Linked DNA regions of Mus musculus: region 2 is linked to region 1. Evidence: chromatin contacts called from ENCODE Hi-C or POLR2A ChIA-PET data. All regions are on one chromosome and are shown on one strand. Each heading gives the region's core, a stretch centred on a gene start or an enhancer-like site at or near the end of the contact. The rest is flanking DNA. Distances are from core to core; before and after follow the strand shown. Region 1 holds the start of Kif18b (kinesin family member 18B). Region 2 holds the start of 2410004I01Rik (RIKEN cDNA 2410004I01 gene).

Region 1 (4,650 bases), core at 1,298-3,797:
GAATTGGTGCACAAAGTCATGGAACAAAGATACCCCATCAAATAGATAGTAGGCAAGGCTAGAATCTAAGCTCGCACCGAGACACTACTCCATCCTTGCACTAGTTCTACCTGCAGGTCAATCTAGTAGGGTTTTTTTTGCCCAGCTTCTGGGCTTTGTACATCCCTCACCTTGGCATCCATAGAGCAGTGTGTTACAATAACTGCACCCTCCTGCACACAGCTTGCTTTTGAAGTAGAATATCTTACATAGGCTATGCTTTTTCTATCCAGTGCTGGGTGCTGCACATGTCCTAATGCTGAGCTATAATATAGTTGATGCCTTTCTTTTGTTTTTCCTTTTCTTTGATCTGGATATACAGCTCAGCTTGGCCTTGAGATCCTGGTGCCTCTGCTCTCTAAGTGCTGGGACTATACGCACACGCCACCACTATGTCTGCCTTGCTTATTCCCTCTTATAAGTTGTGATTTATTTTTCTTGTCTTACTGGCTAGGAATCCTAGAACAGGATCGGCTGGAAGCAGCGATAGTGAGTGTTCTCGCATCTTTACTCATTTACAGGGGAATGTTCTTTGTCATTTCATATTTTGTTAGCTTAATGGCATTTGTCTCCATCCCCAGGTTACCCTGACCCACACTCGCAGACACTGAGCCCTGGCAGTGCAGAGGACTGAACTTAGGACCTTGAACATGCTACTTTCTGGTTCCTGAGGTTTTAGATGAGGTTTTTACAAGCACACCTATAAAAAGGGTAGACTTGTAATTTTAATCGCGTTCAAAATAAAATCTAGACTCTTAAGATGGAAAGAAAAGGTTTGCTTTTCTAATTGACTGTAAATATCTGGGAATTGAGTGTTTGTTTGTTTGTTTTCATTTGTGTGAAGGTAAATTTTAAGCTAATTTAATCACCTCATTGACCTCACACCAACTAAAAATTTCTATAGCTTCTATTTTGGGAGGACCGTGGTGAGGGTGCTGAGAACTAAACTCAGGCCTCAGTGCATACCAGGGAAGCATTTGCCACTAGCTCACACCCCTAACCCCATGCCAGCTCTCTTTTAACTATAATTATGATCTATTTAACTGACTTCAGTGTATTTTTGTTTTAAATTCCCAAGTGTGAATTCAATTTTTCATTTGTATTTGTGTGTGTGTGTGTGTGTGTGTGTGTGTGTGTGTGGTGTTTTGAAAGAGTCTCAATACAACTGGCCTTAAACTCAGAGACTCTTCTCCTCTGCCTCTCTCTCAGGGGCTGGGATTATTTTACTATGCCTAGTTTGTATTTATAACTTAACTGTTTGTGGAGAGAGAATATAGTTTATACAATATTATGATAATTTCAGTTGCTGTGTCACTAGATAAGAGAAAAGCTTTGCAAATGTCTCTAATAATATGATGCTTCTATACTTTTTTTTAAAAAAAAGGTATTAGGGCTAGGTTTGATCTCTAGACCATGAGAGAAAAAAAGGTACAAATGGAGCGAAATTAGATAAAAACAAAGTAATGGAGAATGAGATGCCTTAAAATCCTGACTGGCAGAGGGCATGGTTCCATAATGAAATAGGCATGGAAGAAATAGGATAGGGACATTGAAGGAAGCGCTGTTAACAACAAAAAGCTCATCCACAAAAGTAAAATTATATATGTCCTCCCAAGTCAAGCTTAACTACACTCTGTGCCTCCGTTTCTCAACATGCAAATTGTAATATTTTTTAATTATCTGTCTCACCAGGTTTGTGTTAAGCTTGAATGGCATTCGGTTTTTAAGTGCCCAACAAATATTAGACACCGCTGGTAAAGTTATATGATACATCATTTCCCTATGATGCACTGAACCACCAAAACCAACACAAACCAGTATTTTAAGTTCTTTGGCACAAAACAGGCTCTACCTTGTACTTGTCACAGTAGCTCAAATGTCCAAGGCTAAAAGACTCGATCATCCTGGTACTAATAGAGGCCTGGTTTTCTTTCATGCTCGCCAGTGTTTAGGAGTGTCCCAGTAACCAAGCTGCCTCCCTCGGTACACACACAGCCGCGTAATCAGCTCTGACAAGAGGAGCGGAGTGGTTCTCCCATTCTCTCCTGCCGGGCGTCCCAGATCTCCAATTCTGACCTGTAGAAAGACCCAATTCCACCTCCCACACGAGGAGGGGTAGCTGCTACGGAGCCGGGTGCACCTTTCAAAGGACCGGGTATACATGAGAGGACTTAATATGGGCCCCGGACCGTGGGACGCAGAGATCACGATCGGCTGCATTCTCGGTGTAAAGGAAGTGCCCTCCTACTCGTCCCTGACCTGCCCAAACAAGTGCTGATTCGGGTTCCAGACAACTGCAGCGAGCCCGCGCAAACGACAGCTCTGCACCGAGCCCGCGGGGCCGCCCCACCGTCGACCAAAGCCTACCTCTCGTCGGTTCCCGGTGCTGGTGTCGGGGGTCGCTTACGCGTCCCTCCGCCTCGGACAGGAGCCCTCGGATTCAGGAGAGAGCTCCCCCACACCCGATTCCACCGAACCAACCTTCTTCCGGCGCGGCGCGTTCAAACTAGCCGGTCCGCTCATCCGCGCTTCTCATTGGTCACCGCCCGGCTCGCTGATTGGCTGTTTCCTAAGTAACAAAGACAGCCGGGGGTGCGCTTGCGCACTAGTTCTCTTGCGCGCCTTGGGTTTCTTTGGCCAAATCAAACCGGACGGAGCGGAATTGCCACCAGAATCGAGTCTCTAGCAGTGTAACCAGGGGGCCTGCCCCGTCTCTGTGGTCTGTGGGCTGAGTTCAGCAGCGGTTACAGCGACCACACATTCGACAGAATTTAAAACCTGCTTTTGTGGCTTAAATAGGCACCCTCCAATTCAGAGTGGCTCGTGCCTTTAATCCCATCACGCAGAAGGCAAAGGCTGGCGGATCTATTTGAGTTCGAAACCAGCCACCCTCCAGGTAGAGCGTTCCAGGCCAGCCTGAGCTACATGAGAACTTTACTCGATCTCTCTCTCAAGTAAACTGTCCTCATGGTGGCGTTGTGAGCAAGTCTGGGGCATGTAAAGGTTACTGTAGGGTTTCTTTCACCACAACTGTGAACAAGCTAGTAGAGTCATTTAATACTGGATAACTTGACTCAAATTATTTATTCACCACACTTAGTTTAGTGAGGACAAAAACAACAAAATTACATGAAGTTAGGGTTAGTACAAAGATACAAGAACACTGAATACTCTTGCCTTCTCCGTCTCCAAAAGGAACAGTTGTTTAATGATAGCTTCCTGGTAAAGAAGTTCCCTCCTCGCTTACTGTAAATCTGGTTTTTTTGTTTTTGTTTTTGTTTTGTTTTGTTTTTTTGCGCCCTAAACGTCCCCACACACACACACACCCCAAGCTGAGAACCAAACCCAAGGCCTTTTCTTTTGAGTGAGTGAAGTTTGCTTGGTCTTTCATTTTATTTATTTATTTTTTAATGTATATGAGTACACTGTTGCTCTCTTCAGACACACCATAAGAGAGCATTACAGATGGTCGTGAGCTACTATGTGGTTGCTGGGAATTGAACTCAGGACCTCTGGAAGAGCAGTCAGTGCTCTTAACCGCTGAGCCATCTCTCTAGCCCCCAAGGCCTTTTCTTTACCACTGAGCTAAATCCCCATAAGTAAAAATTAAAAAAAAAAAAAAAAACGTAATGTGAATAACGCACCTTGTAGATGTTCAATAAAATGGCACTAGGTGTTCTCAGATTCATTCAACGATTGTTATGACAGGTTCAGAGGTTACAGTGATATGTGATATACAGAGCTCCCAGTCTATAGGAAAAACTTAGATATTTATCACAGGTGGGGATTGTGATACATGCCAAGGCAGGAGAGGGAAAATGTTACAAGTTCAAAGCCAGCTTCATGTACATGGTAAATACTAGATCAGCCTGAACTATAGGGAGTTCCTGAAAAGGGACAGAGGTGGGGGAGAAGAGAATTAATAACTAATAATAACATAAGATGATACAGGGTATAGTTAAAACATGCTGGGTATAGTGAGTTGAATATATTTGGTCCAGGGAGTGGCACTATTTGAAGGTGTGGCCTTGGAGTAAATGTGTCACTGTGGGCCTGGGTTTAAGACCCATGTCCTAGCTTCCTGGAAGTCAGTATTCTCCTAGCCACCTTCAGATGAAAAGGTAGAACTCTCAGCTCCTCCTGAGGCGTGCCTGCCTAGATGCTGTCATGCTCCCACCTTGAGGATAATGGACTGAACCTCTGAACCTGTAAGCCAGCCCCAAGTAAATATTGTCCTTATAAGAGTTGCCTTGGAGCCGGGCGTGGCGGCACATGCCTTTAATCCCAGCACTTGGGAGGCAGAGGCGGATTCCTGAGTTCGAGGCCAGCCTGGTCTACAGAGTGAGTTCCAGGACAGCCAGAGAAACCCTGTCTCGAAAAACCACAAAAAAAGGGGGGTTGGTGAGATGGCTCAGAGGTTAAGAGCACCGACTGCTCTTCTGAAGGTCCTGAGTTCAAATCTCAGCAACCACATGGTGGCTCACAACCATCTGTTATGAAATCTGATGCCCTCTTCTGGAGTGTCTGAAGACAGCTACAGTGTACTCACATATAATAAATAAATTAAAAAAAAAAAGAGTTGCCTTGGTCATGGGGTCTGTTCACAGCAGT
Region 2 (4,650 bases), core at 1,294-3,793, 39 kb after region 1:
AGGGTATAGTGGCTTTGAGAGACACAGAGGTAGAAAGACAAGGGCTGGCACCCTGCTTCCCTTGTCTCTAAGGATCTAGTGATCTAGTGATCTTGTTTTCCTGGTTCTTTTCTTATCTTGGATTTTAGTGCTCTATTAACAAACAAACAAACAAACAAACAAACAAACAAACAAACAAACAGCTCGACCTCAACCCACCTGCAAGAGAATTGTGCTGCATATAGTTCCTACCACCACCAGGAAGCCTTCAGGATTTAATTCCATCATCCCAGCCATCTGGTCTACCTCCATCATTCCATTCCATGTCAGGGATAAGTGAAGATGAGCCACTGTGATGTTAGTGGTGATGGTGATGCTGGTAACTGTGATACTGACAGTGATGAAAGATGTGAAGGTGATGTAGTAGCTCTCAAGTGGTCTGCATAGAGTAAGGAGAGAAATTAGAGATTGGCTGGTCATTATTGTCATTCACATCTTCAACCTGAGCTGTCATGGTACTCTCTCCATAGCCAAGAATGATCTGGAATTTACAATTCTCCTCCTTGTGCATCCTGAGTGCTCGGTTACAGGAATGGCCCATCACCCTTGCCTTTAGATGTTTCTGGGATTACCCTGGACTTGGTGTGGGCTAGACAAGCACCACCCCAGCTGAGCACATGCCTCGCCCCCACCCAGTTCTTAATAGTAGCTGAGATTCTTTTTTTCTTTTTTGGTTTTTCGAGACAGGGTTTCTCTGTGTAGCCCTGGCTGTCCTGGTTCACTTTGTAGACCAGGCTGGCCTCGAACTCAGAAATCCACCTGCCTCTGCCTCCCAAGTGCTGGGATTACAGGCATGTGCCACCACTGCCCGGCAAGATTTTTTTTTGAGTGTTATGCAATAAGCAAGTAACATGCCCAATACCTTATATATAGTAATTCATTTAATCTTCTCAACAACCCTATGAAGGAGATATTAGTATTTTACAGATATGTTACTGAGACATGGAGAGGTTAAGTATCTTATTCAAGGTCATGCACCTAGGGCTGGAGAGATGGCTCAGTGGTTAAGAGCACTGACTGCTCTTCTAAAGGTCCTGAGTTCAATTCCCAGCAACCACATGGTGGCTCACAACCATCTTAACAAGATCTGACTCCCTCTTCTGGGGTGTCTGAAGATAGCTACAGTGTACTTACATATAGTAAATGTGAATAAACCTTAAAAAAATTGGTTATACAACTAGCCCCAGCCCACATGCCCACTTCTGTTTTCCCTGTAGAGAATCCGTAGTAGGAGAGCAGACAGGTAAGTCGCAGAGCTGCCTGGAGACTGGAGAGGCCTCTACTGTCTTGGGATTTCCAGGCCAGAGCAATGTTATTTTTTCTCCCTAGGCACCAAGCCTCTAACTCTCAGCACTGAGAGGGAGGTGGAATAGTGGATCTGGGGAGGAAGTCTGGGTTCCACAGTAGAAGCAAGGCTGGCCTTTGGGAGCCAGCTCACCTCCGAGCTCCAGCCTGGGGCTCCCGCCCTCGGGAGCTCCATCTTGCTGCCTCCCTCCCTCCCAGGATCTCATTATATCCCTAAGAGAAACTGACAGCCCCAATATCTTACTTTGCAAATATAGTTTATTCCTTCAATAAAGCCGCCTGCGCAGGGGAATGTTTAAGCCCGGGTCTCCCCGGAGAGCCTCATTTGAATTTCTAAAGTCTTTAGTCGGTTCCTCCAATGGGGCAGCTGGGTAATGAAAACGCAGCAGCCGCTTAGAGGGGGATTCATTTCCTGTCTGGGTCTCTGCTGCTGAAGGAGTTAGACTGACCGGAGGGAGAACTGTTGTCTACTTGGAGGTCTTGGCCCGGGCCTGAGCACCCAGCCCACCGGGTGGAGGCCCTGGATCACGCCCACGCGGATGGGTCTCTGTATTCTGCTGGGGCTAAGGGGAGGTGTGGTGCAATCTCCAAGTCTCCTAGCCCAGGTCTTTCCTGGAAGGCTCAGCTCAGGGACTCTCAGCCCTTCAGCCCCTCCATTGGATCTCCCTGTTGGAGGGTCCCTCGATGGAGACTTCCCAGTGACGCCTCCACAGGGTCCCTATCCAGGGACCCTTTTCTCAGACCAGGATGCTGCCCCAGAGGCCAAGCCCACCAAATCCCTGGAGATGAGGAGTCCTCTCTGGCAGGGTCCCCTCACTCTAGAGCAGCCCCTATCCCAGGCCCCCTAGGAGTCTCTAATTAAAGGGCCGGCACGCCCCTCTGGGACTCATTAGGCCCGCTGTGCAGAGAACATTTAATCATTGCTCAGAGCATCGATTGGAAAATCAATTTCTTTGTCTCTTCGCACGAGGCGCGCTGGAGAAGTGGGGGGAGTGCTGACCTCCTTCTGCTGCCGTGTAAAGCGCTGCACATTTAATCAGGGAACAGAAATCAATTAGCCACTTACGAGGTTGGCTTTAGTTACCGAGTCGGCAAGGCCCGCGCCACAGCTCAGCCGCTGACAGTAGCGAATCTCCTCCTCTCGGCCCTGCTGCATGGCTCTGTCTCCCTCCCTGTATCTCTCTGGCTTCCTTCTTTCCCAGAGTGCTCTGGGTTCTCACCATCTTGGCAGATCCTCACAGAACTCCAAACAAGTCCCGAGAAGCCTTCCTAATGCCCAGTCTCCTCGGCCACCTTCTTGTTCTCAGCTCTAGACGTTTCAAGAAGTCACATCTTAGTTTTGATACCCGGATTCCATGATGTCAGGGAAGTACTTGTCAGACAGCGTGTCATATACCTCCGGCCCACTTTACCCAGACCATGAAAATAACGGCCTGCCTTTCTAGAGCGCTCTGGAAATCCAGTGAGATCATCTTTGGGAAGTACTTCTAAGTACTTGGAGCTCCATCCAAGAACTTTGAACTCACAACAGGGGGTCAGTATTTGCCCCACAACCTTCCAACCATAGCTCTTATTCCTTCAAAGACACGGATAGGTGGGTGAGGCCCCCCTTTCATCCTCTCCATTTCTCTACTCTCTTCTGGGGGTCACCTAGGAACCGATTCTGCTTCTGGCTGCTCCCTCACCTGCGAGTCTGCCCCCAACCCCCAGTTCCAGAGGTACAAGCATTCCAGAGATACCTCACGTACTCGAGTTACACACACCCAATTACACAGTTGTACACAGACTGCACGCCCCATTACACATAGTTTCACAGAGTTGTTCCTACATTAAAATCCCAGGCATCCAATGCCTACATGAAGTTATCCTTATCCCCCCACTCCTCCCCCTCCACTCCCCCCCCCCCACTAGCCTGGTGTCACATACCCAGGCTCACCTTGGTCTCACCACCACACAGTGTGGCTCACTGGTGGCGCAAGCACCCTCCCACACGCCGCGCATCTCCACGCGGGCTGGCGCACTCCCGTTCCATAATAATATTAGACATGCCATTTCTTTTGCGTGACAGTTCCAGTGGAAGCGCTCTGAGCTGTCACTCGGATGAAAAATAATGCATAGTCCTCCTCTTCCTTCCTTCCCTTTCCTTTCTTTCTTCCCTGTTTAATGAGCTCCTAAAAATATTCCTTACTGTCTCGCCGAGGATGTGGGCTAAGTGTGAGTCAGGTCTCTCTTCCCTCTCCCTGTCCCCTACTGCCATCCCCCCCTCCCCCAGCACCCCGAGTGATATGGAGGATGAAGGGTCACAGTGAGCAGCCAGCCCGTGCTTGGCTGAGCCCAGGTCAGGTGTTAGGGCTACCACCCAGGCCTTCTAAAGATCTCACACTTGATACCTGCCCTCCCGTGACTGTGACTGGCCCACCTGAACAAAAGATCAGAGGCAGGAGACATAGATGGGGGTGGATGGGGGCAAGCAGAAAGCCGATAGCCCCTCCCCTCCCCCCACACCAATTAGCTTTTGACCTGTTTGTCCAGACTAGCCCCATCCTCCATCCCTCTACCTCAGAAGGGAAACGCTTCCATAGAGGCACCATCCCTTCTCCACATCCTAATATTCCTGTCCCCTCCTCTCAGAACTCAGGGGACAGAGAAGAGGGGCAGTCAGGGCCTCTCTGAACACCCAGCATTTTCCAGCACTTTCCCTTGGCCTTACTGGAGAAGTCTCAACAGCCACGTTTTCCTTGATTCCATCCTTTAAAGCCCAGATCGACATCAGCTCTTCACTGAAAGCCCTCCCGAGTCACACAGATTTTTGATCCCCTATACAAGTCGGTATAGGTCGATGATGGGTTTGCTGAGGAACCATAGTTGTGTGTGATGGCCAAAGGACACCTTTTCTCTCTGAGGATCTTGCTACCCTGTTTGGTTCCTCTGTCATTCTCACCAGACACCAGGTCAAAGTTCTTGAAGCTGCAGGCTGGGACCCTGCCTTGGCTGCCCAGCTCTGGCTGAATGAGAGCTTGTGTCTCTTCGAATGACAGGACAGTGGATAGGTACATGGAGGGAGGGAGGGAGGGATGGGAGGTGATAGGGGAGGAGCTTAGAAGCCTGACTGTTCCCACAGGTACTTACCCAAAAATCACTATGACTTAGAGAATGTGAGGTCCTCTCTGGACCTCAGTTTCTCCATTTATAAAATGGGAGAGTGCTGGGCAGTGCTGTCCCAAGCCTTTAATCCCAGAACTAGGGAGGCAGAAGCAATTGGATCTCTGTGAGTTCAAGGCCAGCCTGGTCTACAGAGTGAGTTCT

Evidence for each region. Hi-C counts contacts between places; a loop is a spot of excess contacts on that map. ChIA-PET counts read pairs that join two places held with the same protein, here RNA polymerase II (POLR2A).
Region 2: POLR2A ChIA-PET joins it to region 1 with 19 read pairs in Patski. The contact joins the promoter of 2410004I01Rik here to the promoter of Kif18b in region 1. A Hi-C loop is called at or near these places in 1 of 37 maps with a recorded cell type or tissue (heart). POLR2A ChIA-PET finds 5 or more read pairs at or near these places in 3 of 5 experiments (Patski and embryonic stem cell).

The regions. Positions count from the first base shown.
Region 1 is chr11:102,922,577-102,927,226 of GRCm38, forward strand. Kif18b (kinesin family member 18B) reads right to left here and starts at 2,548. Exons shown (of 16, transcript NM_197959.2): 1 at 2,407-2,548.
Region 2 is chr11:102,961,611-102,966,260 of GRCm38, forward strand. It overlaps 2410004I01Rik (RIKEN cDNA 2410004I01 gene), which reads right to left and starts at 2,544. Exons shown (of 3, transcript NR_037963.1): 1 at 2,411-2,544; 2 at 199-418.